2 separate regions of the Mus musculus genome follow, and region 2 is linked to region 1. A link is a loop called in an ENCODE intact Hi-C map of the cell type or tissue named here. Cell type or tissue: left cerebral cortex. All regions are shown on one strand. Links, peaks and the distances in the headings refer to the core of each region. The heading gives the core; the rest is flanking DNA.

The links. A loop is a pair of places that touch in the nucleus more often than their neighbours do. Peaks named below come from ENCODE experiments on the same cell type or tissue, not always from the same donor. Only the 100,000 strongest peaks of a DNase experiment are listed, where the experiment ranks them.
Region 2: a loop joins it to region 1, with 9 times the contacts of the local background. A loop is called at or near these places in 36 of 42 quality-filtered maps.

What each region holds. Positions count from the first base shown.
Region 1 is chr15:40,127,624-40,136,546 of GRCm38, forward strand. It overlaps 9330182O14Rik (RIKEN cDNA 9330182O14 gene), which reads left to right and starts at 6,742. Exons shown (of 4, transcript NM_001256056.1): 1 at 6,742-6,946. It overlaps Gm33251 (predicted gene, 33251), which reads left to right. Exons shown (of 3, transcript NR_155348.1): 3 at 563-1,359. In left cerebral cortex, for the core only: CTCF peaks have their summits at 3,675 (motif pointing left), 4,964 (motif pointing right) and 6,718 (motif pointing right); DNase peaks (open chromatin) are centred at 2,180, 2,392, 3,650 and 5,926.
Region 2 is chr15:39,854,559-39,863,481 of GRCm38, forward strand. It overlaps Dpys (dihydropyrimidinase), which reads right to left and starts at 2,912. Exons shown (of 10, transcript NM_001164466.1): 1 at 2,541-2,912. The coding sequence starts at 2,804. In left cerebral cortex, for the core only: a CTCF peak has its summit at 6,768 (motif pointing right); a DNase peak (open chromatin) is centred at 6,774; H3K4me3 peaks cover 413 bases.

The sequences.
Region 1 (8,923 bases), core at 627-8,626:
GGTAACTAAGGTCATGGGTTATTACATGAAAAACCTTAGTGTCAGGCATGGGGGAGGTTACCTCTCTCCAGGTTATTGACCAGGGAGCTCCAGAGGCACCCAAACCAACACAAGATGTTGTCATTCTTGGTTTCCTAAATGGCAAGAGCCTCTTGCTAAAGACACTGTCTGCTTGCTTGCAGGATGCGGAGAAGCCAGTCTTGAATTTTCCAGGAAGCCTTCCCCATTGGCTAGCCTTTGTAAAGCTGCAAGGTGCTTTGCAGACTACTTGGGGAGAAAAGACATCAGTGGCCTTTCCCAGCACTGGACCTAAAATACTGACCTGTCAGGCGAGACATGCCCAGTGGTGCAATAACGGAACAGCTTCTGGGCTAACCCGCTATCCTCCTGACTGAATTTAGTCTTGCTCCACAGGAGGGAATTCATCTGGTCCTATATAAGCACGGCCAGACTTCATGGCTAGGGAAAGTCTTTAGAGCTAGGGGAGACTCTACTGATGCTGTTTTTCTAAATGGTCTGCAGTTAACAATTGCATTCTAAATATTTATGTTTATATCCACAGCCCTATGCCTACTTATCGTCTTTGTTACGGAACATCACCCGAGGACTCCATGTGGTCAGCGTGATCTGATGTGTAATCAAGGCTAACCACTTTTCCTGAACCAAATATTGATGCTGAATCAAGCCTGAGTATATTTGCACTGACAGGAGGCACTGAGACTCTGAAAGTGGGACAGGTCTGGAGCTCTGGAGTTATGTCACCAGGGAAGCTAGGGCAACAGAACCCTGGACATGTGGGTCCGAGATCTAGGTTTAAATCCCATCTCCCCTGATACTTCTTATTGCTGTGGGTGGTTCCCGTAGAGGCTCACTGCTTCTCAAAGTGCTGAAAAGAAGTGAGAGTTCATCCTGGATGGGACATCTCTACCACTCTCACCCTTCCAGGGCTCAGGGAACATCTGGGAAGAGGGGCAGAAAGAACGTAAGAGTCAGAGGATAGAGAGTGTGATGGTGAGTTTTATGCCAATGTGACACAAGATACAGTCACTGGAAAGGAGGGAACCTCAACTGAGAAAATGCCTCCATAATACCTGGCTGAAGGTCATTTTCTTAAATAGTGATTGATGGGGGAGGGCCCAGCCCATTGTGGGTGGTGCCATCTCTGGACTGGTGGTCTTGGGTGCTCTAAGAAAGTAGACTGAGGAAGCCATTGGAGAGCAAGCCAGTTGGCAGCACCTTCCATGACCTCTGCTTCAGCTCCTGCCTCCATGTTCCTCTCCAGTTAGTGTTTCTGTCCTGTCTTTCTTTGATGTTGAATGGTGATATGCAAGTGCAAGCCAAATAAACCCTTTCCTTTCCAAGTTGCTTTGGTCATGGTGTTTTATCACAGCAATAGAAACCCTGTCTAAGATGGGATGGAACGGTGTGCAATGCTGTCCTCTGGACATAACACGACTTTCACACACATGAACCCACAACAGCCTGCACAAGATCGGGCCAATTAAAAATTCCAACATGGAAGGCAGTGGGCCTTCTGAATCCTTACCTGTACCTGAGGAGCTATTGGCAACTGATGGCTTTGGGGTGGGAGAGAAGAGTCCCTGGTAGATTGTCCATGTCCCAGTGGATGACCCCACACCCGTGGCCATATGGGCAGCACTAATCAGACTCAGTAAGTTAGTAAGAGAAAGTAAGCAAGCAAGCAAGTGAGGAAAATAGATTTAAAAGAGCCCAGGAGGTCTGAGGGGGTGGGGAAGTGGAGGAGGGTGGATATGATCAATACACATTGTCTACATGCATGAAGCTGTCAAAGAATAAGCCAAAACTATTGTCAAAAAGATGCCTTGAAAAGAAAGCTCAAAGAAACGCATTCCTCATTGAGATAAGTCTAGCCTTTTACCCCTTAACTGTGTCTGGAAATCCCTGATCCACAGGCCAGTAAGGTGAGGGGCACAGGCATCCTCTGACAGACACATAATGGGAATTGGTGCGGACACTCCTCAGGAAGGACGGCACACAGCACAAGCTCCAGGGGTACAGCTCCAGTGACGTTCAGTAAAACACTGCCCTGGGGCTGTGCAGAGAGGCAAGACAAACAGCCCGTGCCACACAGTTGGATGAAACAGTGCTCTTATCTCAAGGCACTTAAAATCAGTCATGTATGGTGAAGGAGTGAGGCAGGCATCAGGGACACCGTGGAGCTGTTTAAGGCAGACTGGAAGCTAAATATTACTTCTGTAGTATTTCTCAATATTGAGAAGTTGAAAAACATGACTTTGTACAGAAGGCAGCTCTGACCATGAACCTTTAGAGAAAACTAGAATCAGCTGTGGATTAGTGTAGTCTGCTAAAAAAGGAAATGGATCTCTCTTGAGTATATATAGGTGGTGGGCGGGTATGTAGCTTAAACCCCACGCAAAACAAGTCTAGGAGTGCTTACACACACACACACACACACACACACACACACACACACAAACACATATGCAAGGGAACCGAAAGAAAATTATAAAGAATTTGCCTGAGGCTTTATTGCCAATAATGGGGACACTGGGCTCAAAATCAGACCCATTTGCTGTCAAAACTTGTGTTCTGTAAACCGATACTAATGTCAGTGCAGGCAGCAGAGAAGGAAGTTAATGGACACTGTCCATTCTGTTCATATCTGGCTTGAAATATAATAGCCTAATGTGCATGGGAAGCTGTGAATCGCCTGCAGTCTAGAGCCTCTTAGAACAGGTAGGAGCAGGAGGGCAGCTTTCAGTCTTGAATCCATGATTTCCTCTCACATATGTGACCACAGCAGTCTAGAGATGGTGTGTACCTGTGCGTGCGCGTGCGTGCGCGTGCGTGCGCGTGTGTGCGTGTGTGTGTGTGTGTGTGTGTGTGTGTGTGCGTGTGCATGCAGGTTCTGATACAGGAATGGAGCACAGTGACTCCGGCATGGTCCCCCTTCTATTTGGTTTCTTTATCGTCAACAGTAACTTCCCTGACAAGCATATGATTGTTTTTGCAAAGCAGACACTGGGCAGTACTCTGTGTTTATTAGGGGAAATTACCCTGGAATCATAGAGTGGGGCAGAATTGTGAAAGGATGGGAAAATGGATCCTTATAAGGGTGATCTTGACGTAGCCTCTGATGTTGAGGTTCAGCTTCCCTGTCATCTTTTGAAGAATATGAGGGATGTGCGTCAGGACTTTCCGGGTGAGAACAGCGAAAGGCGGCCCTGTCTATCAGTCCTTACCTCGCCCCTCCTCCAAAGTGTTACTCCCTCTCGTACTCAGAATTCCAGTCTACAGCTAACAAGATAATAAAGAAGCCATCAAGGAACGCGGTGCTAACAATAAATAGGTCGCAGTGAACGAGTTGGGCGCACTGCAAGCATGTGGTTGCAAGGGGCAAACAGGCAGCCTGCATTCTGTAGACGCAGGAATCACAGACCAACGGTTGTGGTTTCTTATCTAAGACATTTATGATCTCCGCACAGATTTTATGTAAAGAGAACCTTGTAGCATGTGGCCTTTGCGTCTGGCTTCTTTCACTCAGCATAGTGTTTTCAAGGTCTCAAAACATAAATTCAAAAGAAGTATTTGTTGCTGCTGGCCTATATGGAATTGGAAGGTGGATCGCCTTTGGAGATCTCACTGCTTGGAGAACAGCGGCCCCTGGTGGCACAAAAGTGAACTGTTCTGGCTCAAGGAGGAACGCCAAGCCGACCTTGAGGGGGCAAATAGTGGAAAGAAGGTTCCCTTTTACAAACCAAAATAAGTTTTAAGACATTTAGCTTGCAACTACTGACGCAGGTTTACTAAAACAGGGTTTCTAGGGTAAAAAACAAAACAAAACAGTAAAACCCGTTAATAGCAATCGCTGGTCATCATGCTGTTGGAGGGGTCTGTGAGATAAGTATATGGGACCTTTTGCATGGCTCACAATTACTGCAGCAGGACTTCAGGTCTGCATAGACAAGCTCCAACGAAATAACAGGGCATTTGGAGAAATCCATACTTAAAGTTGTGTTAAATGACTATAAATTAAACCTAAACACTGTCTTGCTGTTATTTCCACTATTAGTAGCAATCAAGTGTTTAAGCCCTGAAAATTGCCCTATCAAAATTCAAGTCTATGGCTAACAAGATAATAAAGAAGAAACATATTCTTATCTTAATAAGGCTACATCAGGCCTTGTTCTCGCCTACTGAGACGTGTTAAATAGATTTTCAACCAAATACTCGTCCCATTATTTGGCTCCTCCGATACCCGGGCTTAAGTGGTCTTCGAGGCACATTTTCTTCTTCGCATGTAAAATGAGCTGATCAAAACAAAAGAGAAGTATCTGAAGAAAAGGAGTTTTATGTCAGTTACAGTGACAAAAGTGCTGGAGATCTTCAATCCACGAAGGTAAAAGATCATGGGTTCATGGTTTCAGGCCGTGGTCCTTTGGCCTCAGTACTTTGGGTCAGTGATGAGGTGACACATTGTGGTGGCAGCCATGGGCAGAAAAGATTTACTCTTCTCATGGTGACCAGGAAGTAAAAGGAGAGGATGTGTTTCTAATGTCCCTTTCAGGGACCTTTATCCAATGACCCTCCCTATCCAGTTAGGATGGTCCTTCTAGGCTCCGCCCAGCAGCTACCTAGCAACAGCCAGGAAGGTCGGGCTTGCTATAAAAGGGACTGGCCTCTCTTTCCTCTCTGATCCCTTGCTCCCTTTTTCTCCACCCTCTCCTCCTCTCTCGCCACGAGTTCCAGGATGGCCTCTTTCTCTGACCCCTCTCTTTCTCTGCCTCTACTCTCTTCTCAACCACCCCTTCTCATGCCCCCCAAATAAACTTCATTCTATATTAGGCCTGTCTTGTAACTGGTACCTCAGGGGTGGGGGCAGGGGGATGCCTCAGCATGGACCCACTGAGTCACCAGACTGCATTTTACAAAACATTACACCTCATTAAGTTTCTGTCAACTCCCAGGCACCAGCAAAGGTCCAAATGTTTAGAACATGGCCTTTAGGGGGCAGTTAAAATCCAAACTATAAGAGAAAATAGTGGAGCGTGACCCCGAAACTCTTCTCTGGATGTTTCCATTGTCCTTTGGTTTCTCCGTTTTCATTTGCCTCAAACACGTTGCTAACACTACACCTGAGTTTCTCCTCCCTCCTCCCTGTGCTTATGGCCTGACAGCTAGCCTACTGGTGTGCTTGACTTTATATGTACAACATGCACCTGACATCAGACAGTGACTAGCACATAGTAGGTACTCTATAAATATTTTCAAAAAAAAAAATCTGTGCTGGTTAGTTCTGACAGACAGACAGTCACCTTGACACACACCTAGAGTCACCTGAGAGGAGAAAACCTCAACTGAAGAACTATCTCTATCTATGGAGAATCTCTTGATAGTTGACTGATGTGGAAGGGCTCAGCCTACTGTGGGTAGGACTATTCTTTGAGCTTGTGGTTCTCTGCTGCATGAAAAAAGCTGATATATATATATATATGTATATATATATACATATATATATACACACACACATATGTATATATGGATATATATGTATGTATATATGTGTATGTGTATACATATGTAAATGTAAAAGCATGCAGACTAGATAGGCCATATGTGTGTGTATGTGTATATGTGTATATGCATATAAAATATATATATAGCACACACATATGCTTATATGTAGGTAACAACAATTAATGGAAAAAGAGAAGCCATGAGTTTGAAAGAGAGCTAGGAAAGGTATATGGGAAGTGTTGGAGGGAAGAAAGGGAGAAATAATATAATTATAACCTCAAAAAATGGCAGAGAAAAAAGTTTTATCCTTAAAAAAACATGTGTAGGAGCAAACCAGAGAGCAAGCCAAGACACAGCCTTACACTGTGGCTTCTACTTCAGTTCCTGCTTGACTGCACTGATTTCCCTTAATGGTGCGCCGAGACCCAGAAGTGCAAGCTGAATAAATCCCTTTTCTCACCTAATTGCTTTGTGTCATTATGTCTATCCCAGCAACAGAAACCCAGGTAGAACAATTGTTGAACAGAAACATCTCCAGAAGATTGCTTTCAGTTCTGGCCCTGCGGCTTGTGATTTCAGACTAAATAACCCGTTTTCCTAAGTACTTTAAAATGCAACTTGTTAAACCCTCTGCAGTCTTTGCGTGGCTCTGTTTGATGAAGCCTCTAGTGCATGAAGGGCTCACGCGTAGTCATTGCTGAGGGGTCTCACGAGGGCTAGGCACATGCATCTCGTGTCCTAAAACAGTCGAGAGAGAATGAGACAGACGTGAAAATACACACACAAAAGGACTGGTCAAAATTCACAATTACTGGCAAGACATTAACAGTAAGGTATGAGATGTGGAGCCTTTAGCTAGAGCTTGATAGCAATCCTGGGTGCCAGGGTGGGGCAGAACAGAGAGTCTTTGAAATAGTATACCCACCAGGCAGGAAGAGAGTGAGGCACAAAGCTGCTTCAGCTTCCCAGGGAAACCCAGGTGGCTGTAGGTAAGAGTTCAAAACAACTGCCACTGATCTGGAGCTGAATTACCGTATATAGTGAGCAGCGATTCATAGGTCAGCATCCTGGGCTTCATCTCGAGCATTAACACATTCACCTTCCGTGCCATACAGTACTTTATTGCTTCCTGGGGTTAAATGAAAAAAAAAAAAAAAACTATCTCCCAGAGTCTCAGGTATTTGGACAGTTGGTGGCGCTGTCGGTGGCTCTTCATGTGGTGAAGCCTTGCCTTGCTGGAGGAAGTAAGTCATGGGGAGATAAATGGCTTTGGGAGTAAAAGACCTTCTTCGGTTTTCAGTCAGGACTTTGTGCTCCCAGCTCTGCACCTGAGCTCTCAGCTTCCTGAGAACACAGCACTGCCAACCTGTCATTTGCTGCTGTGTTCTCTGCCACAATGGACTCTTACCCTTGAGGAAACTGAACTGTGAGTGTAAACAGACTCTTTTTGTAGGTCAAGGAGGAAGCCCTGAGTGTATGTGTATTATGACATGGGCACGACTGTGTCTAGAACGGCCAAGGCCTTAGACCCACAAAACAATTGGCAAAACCGCCATGTGGTTGGGGCTTAAGAGAAATGCAAAGCTTTGCTTGGGAGTCTGAGTCTTTCTGGAGGCTTGATTAACTTGTGCAAAGACTAGCACCTCTGACTTCCTTCTCGAAAGTGTTTACAGCCTAGGACTGGTCTCCCTACAGAGACTAGCTACAGAACACCCAGCCCCACTGTACTTGTTATGTTAGAATGGCAGTTTGTCCAGACAGATCACACTAGGCCAGCACAGTTCCACAGGACTCTAGAGGTTTATTGTGTGTGTGTGTGCGGGGGTGGGGGGTGGAGGATGGTGGCAAAGGGGGACAACGATGATGAAGAAGGAAAGAGAGTGAAGGTTAGGAGGGGCCTGCCTTTTATTTGGGCTGTGATGTAACCACGCACAGGTAAATGTGGGCAGGTGGGCCAGGTGGATGCTGGGCATGTATGGTGATTGCCATGGCAACAGATGTACTGGTCCCTGTCGCCTATGTTGCTGGATTCAGAGGTGACCTTCTACTGTAAATCCAGTTTCTGATGCCAAAATACCTCCCTTCGCTTATCATAAAGAGAAGAAAAAAAGAGAGGAGGGAGAAGCCTATGGTAAAAGGGGAATAGGGGCAACAGATCTCTTAAATTCCTTCCCGCTGTCTAGGGGTGTCGACAATTTTGGGTTATAGTTGACTTTCATCATTGGGGTCCACTTGGTAGATGTTAGCATCAGGCTCCTCTGTGGACAGGAGCTGGTAATCCTGTAACAGGAACTGATTAATACTTTGGTTAGACATTTTTTGTTTTTGTCATTGAAGGAATGTAGAAACAAGATTAATGAGGCAGGGAGCAAATAATAACACCAGGAGGTTGACTAGGAAAGGCGTTATGAAAGGGACTATCTACTTCCATATAGGGTTTTCAAAAATCCCAGAACTAGAGGTCTCACGTATGTCTGATTGCAGCTCCTGAATTTTATTTCTCACTATCCCAGTTGGTTAACGTAGAAACAGCATTCTTCTTGAAGAAATAGGCAAAGACCACCTTCTTTGGCTGTCAAAACATCTAGCCCCACTGCTGCAAAAGTGTTGATCTGTTTCTGCCTGGTAATCATGGTTTCAGACAGTTTTTGAAAACTTGTGCTAAGCTTGGAAGTAAACTTATCATATTGGGTCATAGAAGTCGTTATCCCTGCAACTCCAGTTCCAGCACCTATGGCTATTCCCGTAGCAACCAAGAGTGGCACGACCTGAACTGCCGTCTTATGTTGGGCAGCTATCATATCCACAACTGGAATTGGCAGGGGCTCAGTTCCCTGGATTACTCCCAGTTCAGGGAAAAGGAGTACCAACGTGCAGAGTCCTGACCAGCTGGTGGGTAGGCAGTGATATACCTGAGTGCCACAGAGAATTGACTGTGTTTTAGACAGCAGGGCATTGTGGCAGAGATGATATATTGAGGGTTAGGGTTCTATTGCAGTCTAGGAAACTTAGTGTTCCTACAGAATGAGTCCTGGAAGTCTTAAAACAGTTTGCCATGTCAAAAAAGAGAGATAGAGGTAAGGTATGGAGTCATGGCAACACTGGAGTCAGGGCAGCTGACAAAGGATGAGGTGAGGTTACTTGGCAGTATCACTGGAGATGCTGTAAGTGACAATGGTGAATTAGTTCCAGGGGGTACGTATAGCCAGCAATCTTTAAAGTGTCCAGGCCGGGTGACATTAAGGAGTTGGTAGGTGGAGGTCAAGGTCTGAAGCAAAAGGCAAAGTGACAAATTAGTGGCATTTATGAGGGGGGATGTCAAGGAGGGAAGGACCTCGGAGGAGTGTTTGATTACTTCATATACTTTTCCAATATCTAGAGGTTCGGCAATTGAGACATATTT
Region 2 (8,923 bases), core at 538-8,537, 270 kb before region 1:
CTGATAGATGTGAGCTCGGGAGAGAGAGTCAAGCTGTGCTGAATTTTGAAAGCTGTTAACTTGGACATGTGCTAGGTGTGCCCCCTCAGGCAGGTAAGTTGTTCTAATTCCTTTTTCAGCTGTTAAAAAATATAGATGAAGACACCCACTATTGTAAGGGGCGATGCATGATCTAGCCCAATTGGTATACAGCATGTTCTCTGTGGGATAATTGTCAGTGAACAGCATTAACATGGTGTTTCTCTAGGCATTGAAATACGTAATATATTCCTTCTCTACACAGGGTCTCTTTAGCCTTAATTTCACAAACCAAGGGCTCATTCATCAACTCTGCCTGGAGAACCGTTGTGAAGACTATGGAAGAAGACTCAGGCTGGTGAGCTAGGGTTGGCTGCATCTGGGTCTTCCTCACCCCCTTCCCTTAGGGAGTCTCCTTTCTGGGCCTTTCTGAACTGTTATCGTGAGGTCCATTTTTAAGACCAACATCAGCAATTCAGCCCCATTGTGAATACACTTTAGTATTTAGCAGACACTGTGTGTTTACAAAGCCTTCGACCTTACTCTCTCTGCTCATACCATTTCCTGTTCAGCACACTGGGCTCATTAAGAGCACGTTTTGTTTTACATTCTGACAATCTTTAAAAAAATAGAAACACCCAAAGAAAGAGTACTCTGTCACATGTTTCAGGGAGATACTTCCTCAGGGAGGAACTATAAATCTTTCTTTGCTATAAAAGTTTCAGAATGTCTAAGAGGAGAAAGAACCAGCTGCCTGGACCTCAAGACACCATGGCTACTCCTAAGAAAGGGACGCCATGCCCCTGGTCCTCAGGATTTCAAATCCTCTCCGTAGTTGCTTCATCCTGGACCCTGACCAGGTTAAAGGGAAGGAAAGTTACTGTGAAGCCTTCAAGAGGATGCCTGGCAAGTGGTAGACAGGACCACTGCTCTCCAGTCTGCAGGTGGAGTTTCTCAAAGTCATACCCTGACACCAGCAATCTACTGCCAATGATAGGTCCGCAGTGACAGAAATGGCTCACACTGTAAATGGTAACAACTGGTCACACTGCTTCATATGCAAACTTACATTTACAGTCCTACACACGTATGCCCCAAATGATGTCAAGAATGTACAGTATTCAAAATTAAGAAGCGTGAGGGAACTGACCAAAAGACCGGGGCGTGTGGAGAAGGTGCTTGGCGAGACTTTTCTTCTTTCTACAATTGTGGATTGTTCCAATCACTGACAGATTCATCCCAAATACAAAAATGTGTTCCTAACATTTTGTAAAAAAGAGATAGATTCATAGCACAGTACTTTAGTTTTGAAAGGGACAATAGTTTGTCCTGCAGACGATGATGTTTATTAGCACAATGATAGACACTGGTAATGAGTAACTAGGAAGAAGCATTCCAAATGTTGCACTAGGCAGCGTGTCCTGGACCCTTCTCTCTGGGTCAAAACTGCCTGCCTTTCTCCTTTCTGTTAACTGTTCTGTGTGGTCGTGGAGGACGGGGGCAGTTGGCAGGGCGGGTGTGAGGAGGGTGGAGGGTTTGAAGCCAGGTAAGTACGTGAAATAAACAACGTGTGGACTGCTCTGAGAGCCCGTTGGTCTTTACCAGGCCTCTGCGGCTGGATGCGTTTAGACACAGTCCTGAGAGGAATCCCCTGAACAACCTTGGCCTTGAAATCAGTGTATCTCCTCCCCTTTGCAAGAAGCCTCTTCTCTCAAAGCGGCTTTGAGGCAAGACTTAAAAATGTTGTGGATTTGACATCTTCAGCCTAGGCTTGGGGGATACGTTTTCAGTTTCCTATAAAGCTGCCTTGACAATCCCATGGTGGGTTCAGACGCTCCAAGGAAACCTTGGCCAAAACTTTCATTGGTCTTCGCTTAGACAAAGACCAGGACATCGTCTTCTGCAGTCTAGATCTGGCTGCTTACATCACTAAAAGCGGGCAGGTACTGTTGCCTGGAGCAAGCAGGTAGCAAAAGGGCTTGGAGAGGTCACCTTGGTGTGAGTGAAGGCTGGAGGGAACTCCTGGACAGGCTATCTTACTTCTACAGGGCTGGGCTCCGTCCAGTGTGGACTATCTCTGTGTGGCTTCCACTCACCCAGGCCTCACTAGTCACAGCAGTATCCTCTAGGTAAATGGAGTTTTCGCTTGTTGGCTGGAGAACTGGGAGAAAAGGCCGCAAAGGTCAATTTTGAAAAACAAACAAGCCAATTGTATAGACAGTATAGCGGCTTTGCAACCCCCCACGGATTATCATGACAAAAGAGAATTACAGACACCAGGAGGTGGTGCCTAGAGAAAAGAAGGCAAAGGGAAGAGATGGCCTCCAGAGTGCCAAACAACCCAAAAGGAAGAGCAGAGGGGCCACAGAGCACGGCATACAGTATCTTCACCCGAGATGGGCGTCCTTTTGTGCCCACAGCTAGCTCAAGTGTCTCACTCCACCTCAGTCCCTACTACTGCGCAGGAGCGGACGAGGTGGAGCCGCTAGAGACCCCAGATTATAGGTCTGTGGTTTGGGTACCTTGGTGCCCTGGTAGAAGTCGTCCACTGACTGCGAGCCCATGAACGGGAATTGCATGTGCGTGTGCGTGTCGATGCCCCCGGGCAGGACGAGCTTGCCCGCTGCATCTAGGATTCGCAGCCCCCGAGATGCGTCCTCAGGAGGCAGCAGGTCCCGTCCCAGCGCCCGCACCACGCCGTCCTCCACTAGCACATCGGCCACCTGTGAGAAGTCGTCATTGACAATGCGACCCCCGCGGATGAGAAGTCGTCCCTGTGGTGCCATGGTCCAGGGCGCTGGGGACTGCGAACAAAGTTGGCTTTCCTTTAAGCTCTCCACGAACTGTGCCAGAACTCCCTCTCCCGCTGGGCTGAAGGCGGGCAGATCTCTGGTGGCAGGTGAGGTACAAGGGTTTATTTAAATGCAGGACAGAGATGTAGCTCCACCTCAGGGCAGGGCTGCCCTGCCGCAGACCTGGACAAACCCTTAAGCACAACCCCTAGCATCCAGTTACAATAAGTCGGGGTGTCCACTGAGTTTATGAGTCCACAGAGGGGAGGGGTCTTGGAATTTGAAAGCTGCAGTCAGGGGCTTGCCTCCCTAGAGGCAAAGATACTTTAGTGAAAGAAAGAAATTCACTTGGTTCCTTGGTGAACAATGTCTACACCAAAAGACAGAAGGAACCTGCACAGCACCAGCAACAATAACACCTCAAAACAAACACACTTGACTCAAAATCAAGAGCAAACCACTGCAGTCTCTGTGATTGGCAGGTTGTGCTGGCATGTGTGGGATTCTGGTCTCCAGATGGATAAGCAGAGAAGATGTGCTGAGCAGGGAGACAGGCTCTTACAAGGGAAGCTGGCAGACAAGGAGCTGCCTGAGAGAAGGCTTGAGGGGTAATCAAGGGCGGCATGATGGCTAATCTTCATTCTCAATTTGATGTGATCTAGCGTCACTTGAGAGATGCTTGTGTCGAATTTCCTGATGCATCAGACTATCCACACCTCAAAACGATTAAAAATTAGAACGCACCGATAATCTAAAGACCCATGGATTTGGCTGTCAGGCCAGGAAGAAAAACACCAAAACCTCAGGAAGGTTATATAATTATTGTCAAGGGACCTTTGTGCAACTGTGAAAGGGGTAATTATATACACAATGAAACTCCTACAGGCTTGCAAGTCAACACCACCAGGAGCATGAGATTGGATGTCCCTGCTGCCACTGGGGCTCTCTCTGAAACTGCCCGGATGAGCGACTGCAAAGGTTTCTTTATCTTGGACACTTTATATCATGACACAACACAGAACAAACTTCCCACATTTAATTAACTCAAAGTTCTAGCAGAAGAGGGGCTTGCCAGGTATCTGCGAAGGGGAAGGAAATGGCTCACTGAGATTCGCAGGCAGAAATAGAGCAGAAAAGAGAGTAAGCTTTAAGAAAAATGCAGGCTACCAGACTAGGAAGACTGTCCCCTGGTGGAGTCACTGTCCCTACTCAACACCTTCGGGTCAGAAGCCTGGACAAGCATGCTCACTGGGGAGCTTGGCCTCCAAACGCCATTGTTTCTGCAGACACTCTAGGTCCCCGGGGGACCCTGTGGTGGGAAAGAACACTCCAGCCTGCTAATGAGCTTCTGCCTGGATGGGTGATGGGTGTGGAGTTTGGGGGAACAGGCAGACTGAGGGGTGGAAGGAAAACAGATGCGGACTTGGGATTGGAAGTCAAACTCTGGCTTTGGCATGAACTCTATGAAGCTTGGGCAGGACACTTCAGGGCCCCGTCCTCCCCGTCCTCCCCGTCCTCCCTGTCCTCCTCGTCCTCCCCGTCCTCCCTGTCCTCCTCGTCCTCCCCGTCCTCCCTGTCCTCCTCGTCCTCCCCATCCTCCTCGTCCTCCCCATGTGGAGACCTAGGCTGACAGAAGTTTGCAAGCCCATCCTTCCTTGATCTTTTACATCCTGATAGACTTGAGAGACTGCTGGTGTGTTTCTAGAATGAAACTCTCCCGAAGTCTGGAGCAGTGAGCTGGCGCCTAGATAGGGTTTGTTTTCTAGACTCTTGACCATTGTATCCCTGGCTCCTCCTCCTAGGTCAAGAAGTTCAGCTTGGGAAGGAGTTGTGTGTAAAAGTGTGTGAAAGTAGTGTGTAACGTTGTGTGAGGCGAGGCACGTGTCAGACAAGAGCCATGGCTGAATATTTGTGTTTCTTGCTTTGGATGTGGAATATCGTTCACAGGCTCCTCAGCTTGGACATTTGGTATCCAGCTCATGGTAGAGTCTGGATCGGATGCAGCCTCACTGGAGAGTCACTTGAGGTATGCCTCAAGGTTTGGTGGTGTCCTACTTCCTGCGTCTCTCTGCTTCATGACTGCAGATACAGTGTGACCCTTTGACTGTGAGACAGAACAAGTCCTTCCTGCAGTTGCTCCTGGTCAGGCACTTGGTGCAAAAGAAAAGTCACTTTCTAATTCATGTTGACACCATCCATGCAATGACATTAAGAAGCACACTGGCCTTACCTTTGTCCTTCTATCCCTTCTGCTATGTGAGGAGGACACACACATTTGTCCTGAATGGGGTTAGACCAACAAGATGCCATCTTGGGAGCAGAGGTCACCAGAATAGCCGACAGCTTGACTTTGCATTTCCCAGCCTCTAGCACTGTGAGAACTTGCCACTTATTAATGACCCAGTCTCGTGTGTTTTGTTACAGTCACAGCTGGACTGAGAAATCAGGACTGCTTTTAAAGTTCTTGCACTGCAGCTGGGACATTTTTATCACTGCTCAGTGATAAAGGGCAAGACAGAACGGTCACAGGGCTCTGTAGAGTTGCTGTGACTGGTCTAATACAATACCAGGAGGCACCCAGCCCCAAAGCACCACTTTGGAGAGTTGCCTTGAGGAAGGGTTGCATCAGCAGTAGGTAAGGCGTATCAAGCACACTTTGTCAGGAGTCGGCTAGATTTGGCACCTGCATAGTTGTGTATACTCCTCCTGGCAGTTCTTCAAGGTAAGTACTATTTTGCCCTTTAACCCATGACCGCTTTGAGGTCAAATGCTTTTGGTCACAGAGCATCAAATATTGAAGGCAAGGTTCATTTAGGAACGTTCAACTCTCCCATCATGTGACACCCACACACTCCAGGGCCAGTTTGCCAGATCTAGTTTTATTTTAAAAGCTGTCTGCAACTTAGGTTAGAAATGCACCTCAGTAAGTAGTAGGTTCCTTGCTTACCGTGGGGAGAATTTAAAACTTTGTGGCTACACATGGCTGTAGCCCAGGAACTCTTAAAGGCTGCAGAATCAGGTTATCCTTAGCTGCACAATGTTTGAAGTCAGCCTGGGTTCCACAGTAGGTCCTACAGAAAAAAAAAAGGGGGGGGGGGAGGGAAGAAAAGGAAAAGAAAAGAAAAGAAATCGCTTCTCGGCCTTTTGGCTCAGATCACGTGTAGGAAAAGGGAAGGGAAGGGAAGGGAAGGGAAGGGAAGGGAAGGGAAGGGAAGGGAAGGGAAGGGACTCTTGGCATCAAGGTCTTAAAGCCAAGCACAGAATGCACTGGAATTTATTGCAAATTTTAGGGGAAGTGAGAGAGTCTCTGTCTAGAGTCAGTGGAGCAGGCTCCATTTCAGTCACTACAAGGCTATACTATGTTTATAAAGACAATAGCATTGGTAAAACTGGGGAAGTGGATGTGAATCAGACAGAAGCCCTGGGCAGATAAGGAATGACCCCTCTGCCTGAAATAAAGCGAGGGTGATGGGGTGATGTTGTAGCTCTCACTCATTAGACACTTAATTGACTTTAAATATATAAATTATATATAATTTATATATTTACTTGAATAAAATTACTCATGCTGTACTATTGCAAACATAGTGACTGTTGTCGTAGGGGAAAATAATAACCAAATTGTCTATATATTAACTTACAAGTTATTCAGGGTCACTAATCTATGATGTTCTGGCAAGCAGAAGCCTTGTCATACATCATTTGGGATGCAAAGGTCTATTTCAGAGTGCTGTGTAAGATGAACTCATGATATTCCATTTTACCTTGGTACAGTGGGACTCTATGGGGACATTTATTCTGAATTAAGGATGTAATTAAGAGTGTCCTTTAAACTTTTTGGAGTTCAAAACTCAGCTTTAGCATCTTTTCTGTTGGCTTCAAAGTAGTCAAATTAAGTTTGAAAAGTTATTAAACAAAATGCCTTGCAAAGTACCTGCAATTCTAATATGCACCACTAGATGGCTCTGTCCTCTTGTAGGCTTGGCATGTTAGGTAAATAGGCCACTACTGACCCAGACTACAGGTATAGATGGCTTCTTGAAACCACTTGTGTGTTTGGTTGGCTCTTGCTATCACAAATGTCACTCCTAGGAATTGAGTGTCTACACTGATACATAACTTGTTAGTCTTTCCTTAGATATGACTAATACATTTTTTGTGGGCAAAAAACTGTAAGTTCAGTTTCATATAATAAAATACTGACATTCTAGATTTACACTTCCTTTTTCATTGAGAAAAATCGTCCATGTTATACTAAAGAGAAATATATTAAAGGTCGTTATTCACCTAAATGAGATTAGCAATGGGACTCTTTCTGTCTTGCATTTCCAACATTGTTCAACTCACCTACATTTGATTTTCATAACATTTTTAGGATTTAGCTTTCACACTAGCTACAGTGTTTATACCAAATATAGCTAATGTATATTTGAGCTTTTGTGGAAGGGCAAGGTGCTGACACCACCTGCCATGTGAAGGGGAAAGAGTAATGAGGTCGACTCCAGCAATCTGCAATCTGCAATATATTTGAAAATGTTTTTATCTTGTAGTCATTATTTCCAATTCCTTAGCATCTATTTTTCCTATCAACACTGACATTTTTCTTTGGGAACATATCATATCAGGGTATATGATAAATGAAGAATCTTCAGAATTGGCTTTTGGGAAAATATTTTTTATTGTCATAATCTAAAAATTTGCAAGGGAACAAAAGCATATTAATTATAAAGGAAGTATATGTACACAACTTCTCAAGGCATTGACTCTTCATATAGTATTAAATTATATAAATTAAGAATTTAATATAATATAAAAATATAAATATAATATAAATAATATAAACTTAATATAAATTAAGAATTTATATAATTTAATTATAAAAATATAAAAATAAAAAGATAAAATATAAAACTATAAAATATTAAAAATGTAAAAATATAAAATTTAAAAAATGTTTTAAATGCAAGCAGCCTTCTTAGGGGGGTTGGCAGAGAGGTTTCAGATTTGTAGCTATGCACTTAGGAAAGAACATAAAGGCAAATGATTGTAACTCTTCTAATTGGTAGCAACGCGTCGTGCTTTTCACAAGATTCACATGTGTCTTGTATACTGGTCCATCTCCAGTGACAGAAACAGACTAGGGAAGACTTATGGATGGTGAGCCCTTCTCTTCCAACCCAACCCCGTCCTGCCCTAGGAGAGATTTTGTGTGTGTGTGTGTGTGTGTGTGTGTGTGTGTGTGTGTGTAGGCCTGTGTACACTTTATCTAGCTTCAGGGAAGAAAGATCAAGAAAAGAGGACAACCAGTTTGTATTAGTATCAACCATTTTGACAGAAGATTCTGGGATTCTAGGTGCCAAAAGTTTGGTCTACAGTTGAGGGGAGGTGGGTTTCTGTCCCCATGTGTTCCTTGTCTTTTAGGGAAGCCTGTGGGAAACATCAAAGGAAGGCTGATTCAAGGCCTGCAGGGTTCATGGTGTCAGACAAGGGTAGGACTAGTTAGAACAACACCTGATAGTCAAGTGTTTATTTTCTAATCTTTTTGAATACAACAGAATATTTCATTATGTGACTATTCAAATCTAAGTAGGAAAAAGGCTCTCCATAAGCATCTGTTAACTGTTAGGTACAATTGAGAACTTGAGGCATGGGCTTAAGCCTTTTTTTCTATGTTCTTTCATTTCTACAAGAGCTCCTCTGGGTGGTGGCAGCTAGGAGATGGCTCAGTGCTTGAGATGCAAGGCCAAAGACCAGGATTTGCATCCCCAGTATTTACAGAAATGCCCGAGTAGGCATTCCAGCAAGGTATTCCCCAGAACAAATGGGCTAGCTAGATTAGTCCACCCATGAGCTCTGGGTTCAGTTGAATGACTGTCTTAATAAATACAGAATAGAAAGATCAAGGATGACTCCTGACATCAGTTCAGCTTCAGGCCTCCAGAGACAGGTGCATGCCCATGCCCAATACACACTTGCACATATATGTACATGTGTACACACATGAGAGAGAGAGAGAGAGAGAGAGAGAGAGAGAGAGAGAGAGAGAGAGAGAGAGAGAAGGAGGGAAGGAAAGGGGGAGGGAGAGAGAGAAGGAGAGAGATAGGAAGGAGGAA